Linked DNA regions of Homo sapiens: region 2 is linked to region 1. The links are chromatin contacts, found by Hi-C or POLR2A ChIA-PET in ENCODE. All regions are on one chromosome and are shown on one strand. Each heading gives the region's core, a stretch centred on a gene start or an enhancer-like site at or near the end of the contact. The rest is flanking DNA. Distances are from core to core; before and after follow the strand shown.

Region 1 (7,097 bases), core at 2,494-4,993:
CATTTACCAGAATATAGTAGTCCCTCCTTATTCATGATTTTACTTTCTGCCATTTCCATTACCTGTGGTCAACCACAGTCTGAAAATATTAAATGGAAAATTCTAGAAATAAACACTTCATAAATGCTAACTTGTGCGCCATTCTGAGTAGCATGATGAAATTCCTCACTGCCCCACTTTGTCTTGCACAGGACATAAATCATCCCTTTGTCCAGCATCTCCACACTGTAGACACCACCATCCATCAGTCACTTACTAGTCGGCTTAGTTATTTAGTGTACATAGGGTGTGGTACTATCTACAGTAGCAGGCAACCAGTGGGGTCTTGGAATGTATTCCTCAAGCATAAGAGGGCACTACCGTACCACTATCAGGCTGAGGCAAGTATCCTCTGGGATTGCTTAGCACAGGAGGAAGAGGGAGGACTGCCCAGCTTACCTGCTCACCTGCCCCTCATGTGGCTCCTTGGAGGCCCCCTGCACTACCATGTACATGTGATGCCCCAGCAGCTCCTCCCTGCTGCAGTCTCCTCCTGTGGTTATTGTGGCTGAGCCTTCCCTCAGACCTTGTTCCTCCATCCCTGTAATCCTAGATGTGTTTTCATTCCAAGCAAGTCCTCACATATTTGTCCTGCGTTGGTTAAGCTCTCTAAGCCTTAGTTTCTCCATCTGTAAAGTGGGAACAATATTAGTATCTACCTCAGAGCATTGTTGTAAGTAAAAAGAGGGTAATGAATGAGAAAATCGTGGCCCACCGCCCTGGCACACAGTAGGAATAATGCCAATAAACATCACAATAGCAAATGTGGCAAATATCTGCTGAGTGCTTGTGAGACTTCCTTTGGAATCTCTATTTATTTACTTTTCATGGCAATCCAGTGAGATGGATTCCATGTCACTCCCATTTTACAGATGAAGAAACTGAGGCACACAAAAATTAAGATATGTGTCCAGAGCCCCACAATAGGGGATGTTCGGTAAGCTACTATTGAAGAGTTAGACAACATCAAAACATGGTTTTCAGATATACTCCCCTTCTCTCTTCTCTTTCTTTTTCTCCACCCATTTTTCTTTATTCTTACATTCTCTCTTATTCCACTGCATTTCTGATTGCTCATTTCCACTTTAGCCACTTGAAAGGAAAAGGGAGAAAACGTCAAAGAAGGTTCTTTGTTTTTCTGTGAGTGCTTCACTTTCTTTGATGCTTCCTTTGGGGTTTTATTGACTTTTTAAAAAATTGTTTTGATGTAACTTCAAACTTGTAGAAGAGTTGCAATATCTGTGCAAAGAAGGAGAAAATATACCTCATTCAGATGACACATTTATTTCCATTTTCTCTCATGTGCTTTATCTTTCTTTAGAACTCTTTGTCTTCTCTCCACCTATTGTTCGCCAAACATCAAATTGATGCTGTCAGCTGTCCTGGCTTTACAGACTGCTGTACCAACAACTTGTTTCTCCAATTCCTCTCCTCTATATTCTCATATATGATCAAAGTTTTAGTTTCCTTTTCTAATTACAATTTTCTTCCTGTCTGTTCACAGCAGAGTCCTTTCAGCCACAAGTCTTAATAGTTTGTGTGAGTGTTAATCTGCTTCTCATAGAGTCACCATGAAACACACCTTAGACAGGTATGTGCTATGCTGTCCAAAACCCTTGGGTCTGAAAGTGTTCAGAATCCAGCAACTTAAAGATTTTTAAAGATAAGATGAACAATATTCCATGTGTTTAATAAAATACCCAGTGGGGTCTAGGGGAGCAATCTCATAATTAAACACAAATATTTCTGCAGCAAATGCATGCAGAATAAAAGATTTTACATATTCTCAGTACAGTTCATGTCATGTTAAAATTTCAGTATTCAGAGCTTCTTGCTTTTTGGAATTGCACACAAAGGGTGCTGTAATTTTTTATATGGTAGGGGATAGGTTCAGATAAATACTTTAGTGACTGATCAACTATATAGCATCTAAATTGCATAAAAATTTAGTAAGTAGATCAATTTTATTTTAATTGACATATTAAAATGATTATAATTTCAATAGAACATAAAAAACAGGATATTGACAGCTAAATATCCCTACATACACCAGAGTAGGATTAAAGTCTTAAAGATAAAAAGCAAAGACTAATGCTTTGTTTTACAACAAGAAGGTCTTCTTTGAAGTCATAGGGAAACAAGGTCTCAGCTGTAGCAAATTGCGTGGCCTTCCAAGAGAGCAGGACACATTGTAACCATGGGGACTCCAGACCGTTAATAACATTCTATATTAAAGAACAGATAGTCTGTAGTCCCAGCACTTTGGAAGGCCAAGGCTGGCAGATCACCTGAGCTCAGGAGTTCGAGACCAGCCTGGCCAACATGATGAAACCCTGTCTCTACTAAAATACAAAAATTAGCCAGGTGTGGTGATGGGCACCTGTAATCCCAGGTACTCAGGAGGCTGAGGCAGGAGAATCGCTTGAACCCAGGAGGCAGAGTTTGCAGTGAGCCAAGATCGTGTTACTGCCCTCCAGCCTGGGTAACAGAGGGAGACTGTCTCAAACAAAACAAAACAAAACAAAACGAAACAAAGAATAGGCAGGCCTATGTACCAGATCACAGTCCATACAACACATTAGTTCACATAAGTGCAACTAATACATTCTATTCTATAATAGCACAGCTTGTTATCACATAAAATTACCAGCTTCCTCATAGTATTGTATGCTTCTTATGTTGACTAAATAGATAGAATGAATATTCCCCCATGTGGCAACCTCTATTGAGTCTTCTTTTCTCTGAAACTTTTAAAAAATACATACTTTCTACCAAATTCCACCTAGCATGAGATTGGACACTACCTCAAACTTTTCTCAAATGACTTCATGAGTAATATTCATTTGGTACCTGTAGTAGGATTTATGTATTCTAAGCTAAGAGTTGATACTAAACAAATATTTGAGATTGGTTGCAATAAATCTAAAGAAAAAAACAGCAAATTTCAGTTGGGATGCAACTTGAAATTATCCCAAATATATAAAAGTTTTTGTGATGAATTTATTGTTACATATAATATATTCTCAATATTCACTTACTGAGGTTGATTAACTTTATGCCGTTTTAAGCATTGGGAAACAAACTTAAACAAATTGCCACAGTCAAAAGTCAAATCAGAGTACCAGTGATGTTATGTTTTAAAGCCTTCAGTGTAAGTAATGAATTGCCCAATACATCATGGATGATTTTAAGATATTCCTTGTTTGAGTAAGAGACCAGAAATCACGTTTGCCAAAAGAACACTCTTTTCCCAAGAATGCAGCAAGGCTCCCCATCCCCAGGAACAAACATCACTTTTTTCTTGATGTTGCCCTTAAAATATGAGGCTGAAGTTCAGAGTTAAGCACATCCTGGAATTAGGAACTCTCACCAGCACCAGGTGCAGGGAAGTAGGCAACTTTGCCACTGGCTTATTTTTTTAAGGAGACTGTGCCTGTACTCTCTGAGCAAAGTGGCAATATCTGCAGCTGCCTGCCTGCCACCAGACAGCCAGTCCGATGTGAATTATTTAACAGAAGGTATTGCAACCTCCACTCACAACAGAGGAGGCTTCAAGATTTGTGGGTGACACCCTGACAGGCTGCAGGATCAAAGCCAGGATTTTAGAGAAGAGGTGCAGTTGAGCAGTGCCCGCTGGCCAAGGAGCCGTCATGACCTAGGGGCAGAGGAAGAATGCCAATCCATGCTGCGAGGGTGGCACATTCCAAGGACTAAACCAGAAGAAGTAAGGCCAAGTGCTGGCAAGAGGGAGCCACAAACCAGAATGATTACGTTTTTAAAGCACTGCTTCCTGGTTCAGACATAAAATTATATTTAAATGTCCTGCCTCTTTGCAATCAAAAGAAGCTAACTGAAAGAAACACGCACTTCAAGGCTGTAAATCTGAAACTTCCTAATCCCCGAAAGTCCACACTAGACTTCTTGCCTCCATGGAAACAACAAAGCATTCAGCCAACTGATTGGCCTCCAATGAATTTTAGATAAGACAGCTTGGAAGGGAATGGATGTGATTTTAATGCAGAAGAAAGCGCTGGAAGGGAGGTCCACTTGGTTCATATTTGAATAAAGCAAACAAGGCAGACGAAAGGCTGACAGCTGTAAATGACATTGTCAGTACAAAAATTATCAGCCAGTTTACAATCTGTTTGCTTATGTTGAACAAACAGACTGTGTGTGGCATCCTTCGGCCTGGTGAATGGCAGAAATACTTGCGGGCTTCAGAAAAGCTATCTGCTCTCCTGCAGCCCGGCCACAATTAGATCGCCATTTGACAGCCACACTGAAAAGGAAACTGTGTTCTCTGCCTTCCCCCACACTCCCTTGCCTCTTTGCTTTCTCTTTTCCTTTCTTTCTTTTTCTTGGTCTTCTTCTTCATAAGACAAGCACTGAAGTTGGGTAGAGACACTCGTCCTGTTGTATCAATGGCGTGAATTACGTTAGTTCTGTTTCTGGATCAAGTCGTTTACTGATGTGTCTGACATTCCAAGTGGGAGATCTTCAGTAACCTAGCAAGGCTCAGCGCCAACAGTCTTCATTTTTTATTCCTTACAGGAAGCAGAATCCAGGAGCTCCTGAAAGAATGCCACTTTTTTCTTCTTTGTGCAGCCTGTCTCGCAGACCGTTTGCTTTGAACTTGCTAGCATTGCATTTGGTGCCGAAACAAAACACAAGCAGGGCTGTGGAGCTCTATTTCCCCTGAGCAAGACCCCGATAGCACAACTTTCAGGAGGGAATAAAACCTAGTGGGCGCTACCGCTCCCGGGGAGCTATGCTGAGTGTTTAACCCAGCCCCCAACCTGAAAGGAATGAGTTGTGTGGTCCCATTGCTTAATCCCCTCTGTGTTCTGCAAACTCAGAACACAGAAATAGCTCCTTTTGTTCAAAAAGAATGGAAAGCAAACACAGGTACTAATTTTATCCCTCACGTTCTCAGAGGCTGCCTCTTGTTTAACTGCATCAGAGAGATTTAAGCTGCTGGGAGTGGCTTTTTTCACCGGGCCCGAGGCTGTTTGGGCACTGGGAGCTTTTTACCTAACAGATTCCAGCTCACCTTGGAGTAAGCGAGTGACACACCTCCTTGCCCTGGGCGACAAGTCACCTCTGTAGAGCGCACACACTGGAAAACAGAATAACCTCATAGGAAGACAACAGTCTACAAAATCTAGAGTTCTGATTTTCATCTTCTACCTTGTGTATTGTCATTATTTATTGTGTCTTATTCTTGCTAGAGTTAGCAAATGTATTCATTTGAGGAGAGGATCAAGTCTTTCTGTTACGCCTTCCTTTCTTTTCTCCTTCTTTAATATAAAGAATCTATTTAGAGGTACTTGGTTTATTTGACCGGAAAAAAAATGATGATAGGTGAGTATGGTGTGTTCGTCACAGATAAAGGGTACATCACAGGCACACACAAAGCCGGAAGCCCGTGGTAATTACTGGTAAGCAGCGAAGCATCAAAACACCTCTTGTATGAAAGTTCATCCAATTACCACTAACCTAGAGAGGAGAGTTATGTTGCACTGTGCTTTTCATTTTAATCTAAATGGCTGTTTCTTTTTCTCTGATATGGCCATCGGTCATAAAGAGTTGACCATCATCAAAACTGTTTGATTTGGAAGTCTGTAGTGTTTGGCTAAGAGGGCAAATGCAAATTTGATGAAAGAATAAGGATAAATTTACATATCAGCCTCAGCTCACATGGAGAGAGTAAACATTCTGTTTATCTCAAGTGTCACTTTATGATTTCAGGAGAATATAAAACTGACCTTGGCCCAGTCATTGCAAAAGGCCTAAATGAAATATACGGTTGTCTAAATACAATTTACTCAAGTAGAACTTGTCAGCAAACCCTGCGGAACTCAGCAAACAGGACTGGAGAGCGCAGCGAAAGAATTTTGTTCTGATAAACTCCAAAATGAAATTCTGGAGCAAGGAGTAGGTGAATAAGAAAGGTTAAGAAAAAAAATCCTACCTCATGAATTTTATGGTAATTAGCGTGAATTAAAACATCCTATTTAGCTGTAGTTTTAGGCTTTAGTTATCTAAAAATTAGAAAATAAAAACAAACAGAAAATTTTAAACGCCAATGTTAAAACTGTAATGTATAGTATTCTTTTACCAAACCTTTGTTTTATCATTTGGGGACAAGAGTAAGATCATCATTTGTTTGGTTTCTAGAAACTAATTGATTCCAAGAACTTTAACACTCCATAGGTAGTTTACACTGCAAGAGGATAATTCCTTTTGGCTGTTTAAATCAACCACGTTTGCATTTTCCACAACATTTTTAATTAGTTTTTTCTCAGGCTAAGTCAGCATTCATCACTGGGTGAACGAACATCAGACTTTGTTCATAATGGAGGCTTTTGAGTGTGCAGAAAAATATTCCAAGACAATTGCAGGCATCTGAACTCATATTTCACCCCCACTTTCTTGTACCCAAAAGTTCAATGTGGAAAATGAAAGCATAAAATGAGATTCTTTTATGGAGAAAAGTTGATGGCATAAATAGAGTAAGGGGGTGAGGGAGTATATACATATTTTTAATTTGAGCTATTCTAGAAACTTTGCCCACAGTAGAGCAAATAATAATAATAATAATATTCTGAATGAAATAAAAGGTGAAGAAAATTTGGCAGAAATGAATAGTTTTAATTACAAAAATAAAGAATATTCTTGTAGGACCTGTTTATGCATTTACCTTTATAGCCCACAAAATATTTTTTAAGTAAATAATTATCTATTTATATTCACATAGAATAATACAAAGCTTTAACGAAGACCGCAGAAGAACTTCATATCTGAGTACCATTTGCAATCGATTTACAAATAATGCCAGCATCCTTAGCGACTTCTTCAGGCAAGGTTATACTGGGGGTTTTTGAGGCTAAGCAGGTAAGAGTGCTAACATAAATGAGAAGAAAGTACCTCATTGTTACCAAAACTGTAGCCAGGCTTTCCACGTGGGGTTTGAAAAGAGATTGACATGTTGCCCTCACTGGAAGGAGAGTAAAATCAAGTTTGTGTGGGGTGGGAGGAGAGGTTGTATGTATCTGAGG
Region 2 (7,097 bases), core at 2,498-4,997, 130 kb before region 1:
AGGGTTTAGTTATTTGCATAGGAGTCATCCTGTGTACATATGTATATGGTATTAATATATATAGAGTGAGATATGGATTGAGACTGTATACATTTACCAGAGTGGGCCTTTTGCTTGTTTTACAGCAAAGATGATGTTAAGTCAAAGATGCATCCTATAAACGATGGAATTTTCAACTGAAAGAAGTAGGATAAATGCAAGACTAATAAGGACATGAGTCAACTCAGAGGCCAAAAGCCAAGCACTTCTCTCCAGAGAGCTGAGCCTTGAACTAAGCTTTAAAGAAATCAGTGAACCGAGTGGGATGAAAGAAGATGAAGAAGGTGGTCTGCATTGAGCAATTAGCCAGTGTCCTAGAGTGTGGTGGTGAAGAACATGAGTTTTTGAATCTAGACAGAATGGTTTTGAAGGATTCTGAGAAATGTGTTGACCTCTTCGGACTCCAGTTGCCTCACTTGCAAGGCATTAATAATTTCTCCATCAAAGATAGTTGTAATGATGAAAAGAACCATTTGTGTAGCTTCCAGTGAGCACCCAGTGCTGGTTGTTTTTATATTTATCCACAGAACTCAAGCAATCCAATTAGTCTGGAGCAGAGGGTGGGGTCAGGGGTGGTGGAGAATCAGATTTGAGAGACAGCAGGGCCAGATGATAAATGGGCTTGGATCGCACCATATGGAATGTGGATGTTATCTCTAAGGTAATGATTAACCAGAGAAGAGTCTTAAGCAAAGAGCACAGAATTTTAGAAAAAGCACCTGGGCACTGAAGAGGACAATAAATTGCAGGAGGTCCTACTGGAGGCAGGGAGAGCAGTTAGGGGAGTTGCAGGAACCAAAGCAAGAAATGGAGCCTGTGGGAAGTGAGACAATGACAGAGGGACCAAGCATAGAGGGCAGAAGCGAGGAACATTCAAGAGGCAGCACTAGTGGCTTGGTTGGCTGTCAGAGGTGATAAGAGGTGGAGGCACAGGCCACTTCCAGGTGTCTGACTTGGGTGAGGTGGGAGAAGACAGGGTGGAGTTGGTTTGTAGAGAAAGAAAATGAGTTCAGATTCATCTCCAGGTACCTGTAAGCCGTCCAAGTAGACATGCCCTGAAGGCAACTACTATTCAGGTCTAGAATCTAATTGAAAGGTCGAGCTGGCGAGGCCAACATGGCAGATGTTGGAAGCATGGTAGAAAAAGCCTTCAGTGGGGATGAGATCACTCAGAGACAATTGGTTAAGAGCCAGCCAGACAGCCTGTTTATATATGCTTCCCTGAGTGATCGACTTCAGGCACACCACTTAACCCTTCTCAGCCTCAGTTTCCTTATCTGCAAAAGGAAAGTGAAAGGATCTGTGACCTTATTTGTGAGTGAAATGGATATCTATATGCAAAGTGCTCAGAGCAGTGCCTGACACAGAGTAAGTCCTCAATGACCTTGACAGTTGTCACTGTGATAAGAACAAGGGTAGACAGTGGACACAAGGGGCCTGGAAGGAACCACAGGTGATGGAGAAAAGGCTGAGGGCAAGTGGCTGACACAGATACAGAGAAGGGTCTTCCAGAAAGGAGGGAATGGAGAAACCTCAAGAACGTTTTAGGCAGAAGCCAAGAGAGGAGACCTTTAGGAGAAACGGAGGGTGCTGGACAGTTTCAGAAGATCCAGAGAGAAACTGAGAAAGGGCCACTGAATCAGACTATTGTGAGCCATTGGCACCTTTGGTGGGGTTAGGTGGCTGGTGGCAGAGGCTGGAGGGGAGAATGAGAACAGAGGGAATAGAGTCAAATAAATGCTTAGCTTAGAAAAGAAATACAAACATATATATGTGTATTGAGCAACATTTAAGGCTGCTGTGTAGAGCAAAGCATGTTATCTCATTTAATACAACACATCCAAAGCATGTTATCTCATATAATACAAAATATTTTGCAGTTGAGTAAACTGAAGCTCAGAGAGGGTGCAAGACTTGCTCAAATTCACATAGCTGGTAAAAACGGAATTATCTTAGACTGACTTAGGCTTAAATTCTAAATCCAAGACCCTTCTCTGGTCCAAGCCTCTATAAGCCTCTGAATTCTCTGGGTCACAGTTATAAAATCTCCAATAGGAATCAGCTCTGAGCGTGGGAGGCTGGAGGGGGAAGCCAAGCAGACACTAGCAAGATGAGCAGGAGGGAAGATGCAGGGTCATGAATCGAGGCCACAGGTCCATTCAGGCCCAAGTGTGGGAGGCATGGATGCAGGGAGCAGAGACCCCACACATGGTTTACCAGAAGTGTCTAAATTCCAAAACAGGTCTCAAAATTGAACAGAGCAAGTAGAGCAGTGTTATTCTGAATCAGCCAAGTTATCACGCTTTGCTCCGTGGGGTAAGCCAGCTAGTGGCGAAAACTGTAAGGGGCTGGGCCATACTGGCAATTATCCCCAGTGATCATGAGTGAGTCAAAGTGAGGGTCATTGGGGGATACTAGACAGATAGTGAAAAGGGGAGACTTGGGAAACCTGGACGCTTACTCAACTTACTGGACAAGGCAAGGCCACAATGCCTTTGAGAATCATTGCAGAAATGATTCAGAAACAGTCAAAACCAAGGCACACTGTATACTTTATACGATTTGGTGCTCAAAACAAACCAGTAAAATTTGTGTGATGACCCTGACTTTATATAGAATAATACTGATGCCCAGAGAGGTTGAGCATCTAGTCTAGGATCACAGAGATAGGAAATGGGGAAATTGGAATTAAACTGAGACTCCCAAGTTTAGGAAAAGAGAGAGGAGCTTCTGATGTCAGAAAACTTCTTAAAATTGTTCTTTTCCCTTCAGAGATATAAACACCAGAGAAGACACTGACTTAAAATTCAGGCTGCCTATTTGGGGTTGGGGAAGTCATTTGGAGCAGGAAGACTTAGTCTATTGATTTCCTTGATTCCAGATGCCAGACTGACACCCTGCTGCTCCCTGGATGTCACTGGAATCACTCTCAGAAGTCACAGAAACGTTGGGTAACCGAGGGACTGTGTCTCAAGGCAGCAGGATGATTATGGTGATGTGTGTGCCACCAGTGCGAGTGTGGCTACGATGTTCTTCATCTCAAAGAATGCCATGGACAACTCATGCGATGGCTCCCCATGGGAGCTGGATTCCAGTTCTGCAGGACACAAGGCCTTTCTGGCTGGCTTTCCAAACATTAGGCCTGGAGAATAACTTCAAGTCCCTGGAGAAGGCTTTGTTCTTTCCCTGCCCCTGGCCTTTGTTCTTGGCAGAGCTAATTAGGCTTAGTGGTTAATTGGCCCCAAAGTGAAGGCAACAATGGCAGAAGCCCTGGTGGCTTCCTCTGCCGGCCTCTCCTCTGCCATGAAGTGGGTAATCTGGGCTGGGGTCTTGGATTCTCAGCTCTTCATCCAAGTTATTTCTTCAGCCACGTGTACAGAATTCTGTCTCTTGCTAAACTCACCCGTTAACGAAGACCATCATCACTGTCTTCAGAACTGGGCTGGAGAGAGCTGGGACAGCTTTCATAGTCTATGAGTTGTGACCACCAGGACTCATTTGGAAAAAAAGCTTAAGTTTTTTCTGTTTTCTGCACTGTAAATTGCCTCTCTCTGTAAGGGTGGAGAAAGTAAGGAGACAACCAAGGTCCCTCAAATGCCATGTGAAGACATTTTATCTTATCGTGTCCTTAAAAGCTCACGTGGCAGGGCCCAGGCTTGTCTAAGCTCAGGAGCAGGCATGCATGCTGCCAGGTGTCCTGGCTGTGAGCTGCAAGTACACACGCCCTCAGTCTGTGAAAAGGTCCATTGTCATCTCTACAGACTGGGCCACAGCTCACTCCCCAGCTCAACCTCTGAAGGTCACCCAGCCCCAGTTATTTGTGGACTCTGGATCATAAGAAAGGCTCCTAGGGATTTTGTAGCTTTAAGTACTTCCTTTTCTACTGTGAGGTTCAGAGAGGCCAAGAAATTCTTCTGAGCGCACAAAGGGGTAACCGGGACCCTGACGCCCTATAATTTTTATCAGGAACCCAGCTAGCCTTGGCCAGCTGCCATCCACAGACATGCAGAATGGATGCAAGTGCCTCTAGGCAAAGCCATCAGGGTTTTGCTCTGCTGCTCTTACTTCTCATTCTTCTCCCACCCCAAATCTCTAGGGCGTGTCTGGAGTCTGGTTTCCTTAATCAATTCACATTGAGGGACCAGAGACGATGCATTCCAAATCTTGAAAGACCATAAACTCTAAAGGTTAAGATGAAGTTGGGGGATCACATAGCCTGGATTGGAATGTGTATTTTACTGCTCACTAGTCATGTGATCTTTTTATGCCTCAGTTTCCTCATCTGTAAATAGGAATAATAGAGCTTAACTCCCAAGGCAGCTCTGAGGATTAAATGGGTTAATATGTGTCAAATGCTTAAAACAATGAGCTGTTATTATCTTTGCCTTTCAAAAGTAGGATATCTAGTGGTGTAATTCTAAGAATGGCTCCTTGAGGGTAAAAAGCTGTGGAGCAAGGGCCTTCTGGGATCCTGCAGTCACAGTCTAAGATTGTCTCAAGAAGTTGTACACCACAGGCCACCAATGACAAGTCCCCTACTCTGTTTTCTGTTTTTTCTTCCCCCACTGGCATTTTCCTGGATGTTTTGTCTCTCTAGGGTGATAAATTAGCAAGTACTACTGACTAACCAATTTTGATAGGATTTTCAAAAGAATAAGAATAGCCAGCCACTCTATAGGGACTTACCATGCAAAAATTTTTCTCACTATGTGACATGCAGTCTGCAAAATGGCCACCAATGATCTCTACCTCCTGGTATTCACAGCCGTGGGTAGTATCCTCCTTTTGAGTAACTTACTTCTGAAAAAGAGAATATGGGAACATTGAGGGGGTGTCTATGATTAGGTTACACAAGACTTCAGTCTTGCTAGTGCATTCTCTCTCTGTCTCTCTATCTCTCTCTCTCACTGTTTAATGAAGCAAGCTGCCATGTTAGAGAAGAGAGGGCAGGAAGAGACTGGGGCAGTTTCCAGTTCATAGCCTGTAAGGGACTGAGGCCTTGAGAAACTGACTCTTACCAACAACCACGTCAGTGAGCTTGGGTACAGATTGTTTCCCAGTTGAGCTTTCAGAGGAGACCCTTGGCCATCATCTTGATATGAGACACCATGGAGCAGAGGATCTGGCTAAGCAGGCCTGCTTTGCAACAGAAACTGTGACGTAAATGTATGTTAATCAAGCCACTGACAGGTGGAGTGATGTGTTACACAGCAAGAAGTAACTGATGGCACACACTAGATTATCGGATTTTATTCCTGCATCATTTTTCAGAGAGATCAACTAACTCCTGCCAGTTCACACAGCTAGTAAGTTGCAGACTAAATATCTGAACCCATATCACAGCTGCTTCTCAGAAGAGGCTACAGAATGTAGGGTCAAAGATTATCTCCTAAGATTTTTGTGCATTTTAGCTTTGGTTTTCTAGAATGATTCCCCTGCTTTCATTGTTTGATATAAAGAAGAAATGAATATCCACTGACTGCCAACCCTTTGCCAGGGACTTTGCTTATGTACTCCAATCCTCCCATGATAAGGTGGGCATCATTAAACCCATTGTACTGTCTTTCCCAGAGTGGGTTTTCCAGACACTGATTCCTCAAGGTGCTCCATGAAAAAAAGGTTCCACAGCTTAATGTGTTTGGGAAACACTGGATGCCCCTCTTGGAAACTGACTTTGCATATGAGTCCCTTAAAGGCCCAGAGGAAATGCAGCAAAGAAATCTACCTAACACACATCCTAATTTTATGAGGCCACAGAAACTCTCATTCATGTAACAACAACACCCTAAGGAATATTTCATAAAATACACTTTTGAAAATACTGGCTTACAGGAAATTTTCCCTCTTGTAGTTTTCTTTTCAATCAAACCCCACAAAAATTTGGTCAAGACAGAGTAACAGTTTCTACTATATAGATAAGAAAACTAAGAGTCAGGGAGTTGTGAAATCATTGTCAAATATTGTTCATCTTGGGATGGTGGCCAATCTCCGCCTTATTTGATGTGATTGGCCACTTCTTTTTGTCTTCTTTCCTCCCTCCCTTCTCCCTCCCTTCCTCCTTTTCTCTCTCCTCCCTCCCTCCCTTCTTCATTCACCTCTCTTCCTCTCTTTCTCGCTCCTGTGGTCACAGAATACATTTTTCAGTAATTAAAAAAATATTTTTTTCTGCACCTGGTTCCACGGTGTCATCTGGAGGCCACTTCTCCTGCTCATTCTTTTTTGCCAAATTCCCCTCACATATCCTCGCCTATCCTGTTGGCAAATGGGTGCATTTCTGTCCACCTTCTGCCCACTCTGGCGCATTCTCCCTGGGTCACCATGTTCCTTTCAGAGCTTCAGCTCACCCCGGAACAGTGGTAGCTTTCTAGTCAAGCCCTTTTCCTAGGCCCTCTCTTGGCTCCAGGTCCTCAGTTAGCCCTACTTCTCATCAGGTATTCCTACTGAGGGACTCCCCCAGTGCCCCGAGTTCAAGCTCAGCTAACCACCCTCCCACACCCATCTGTAAGCCTTCCCTTTCATGTGGGTGCCGTTTCTGAGCTGGGTGACATCCAGTGCAGGAATGTGGGAGACATGCTGAATTCTTCCCTCCTAGTCAGTTCCATCCTCGTTTAAACCATCCCCCACCATGCTGGCCGGACGCAGCTTCTCCATTCCCATCTCCGCTGCCCTCATTCCTTATAGACTCCTCAGTGGCTGCTGGTCTGTTTCCTGTGGGGCACTGCCTTCTCACCACCACCCACCAGCCCAGCCTCCCAACTCATCCTTCCATGGAGATCTGTCCTCACTGGCAAACCTGACCTTACAGGCTCTCTTTGGCACCTTTGGGAGGGTTCCCCCTTATCTCCAGAATCTAGTCCCTGTTCTTCAACATGGAGTGTGAGGAAGCCCCTGCACGATCTCATCTCTGCTTCCTCCAGCTTCACATCCCAGAATTCCCTGCTTATTTTCCAGGGGTTCCATGAACTTGCCATTCTGTTTATAATCTCCCTTCCATCAGCATGGACTCTTCTTATATTTTTGTTCACTCACATACTTTATTCATTCTTCAAAACTCTGCT

Evidence for each region. A loop is a pair of places that touch in the nucleus more often than their neighbours do. ChIA-PET counts read pairs that join two places held with the same protein, here RNA polymerase II (POLR2A).
Region 2: a map of Caco-2 shows a loop between it and region 1 (2.6-fold over the local background). The contact joins two enhancer-like sites. A Hi-C loop is called at or near these places in 1 of 168 maps with a recorded cell type or tissue (Caco-2). POLR2A ChIA-PET finds 5 or more read pairs at or near these places in 2 of 52 experiments (Caco-2 and HepG2).

Annotation. Positions count from the first base shown.
Region 1 is chr20:22,401,162-22,408,258 of GRCh38, reverse strand. It overlaps LOC284788 (a long non-coding RNA gene), which reads left to right. Exons shown (of 3, transcript NR_027090.1): 2 at 6,797-6,933. Among named protein-coding and RNA genes, the nearest start is that of LINC01427, 120 kb to the right of the region's middle. RefSeq lists a silencer at 2,054-2,348 and enhancers at 4,358-4,467, 3,097-6,384. Within about 2 kb of position 3,743, at least 4 of the 41 ENCODE cell types and tissues checked have a DNase peak (open chromatin) inside an H3K27ac peak, as active enhancers do.
Region 2 is chr20:22,530,846-22,537,942 of GRCh38, reverse strand. No RefSeq gene overlaps it. Among named protein-coding and RNA genes, the nearest start is that of LINC00261, 44 kb to the left of the region's middle. RefSeq lists a silencer at 3,638-3,932. Within about 2 kb of position 3,747, at least 2 of the 41 ENCODE cell types and tissues checked have a DNase peak (open chromatin) inside an H3K27ac peak, as active enhancers do.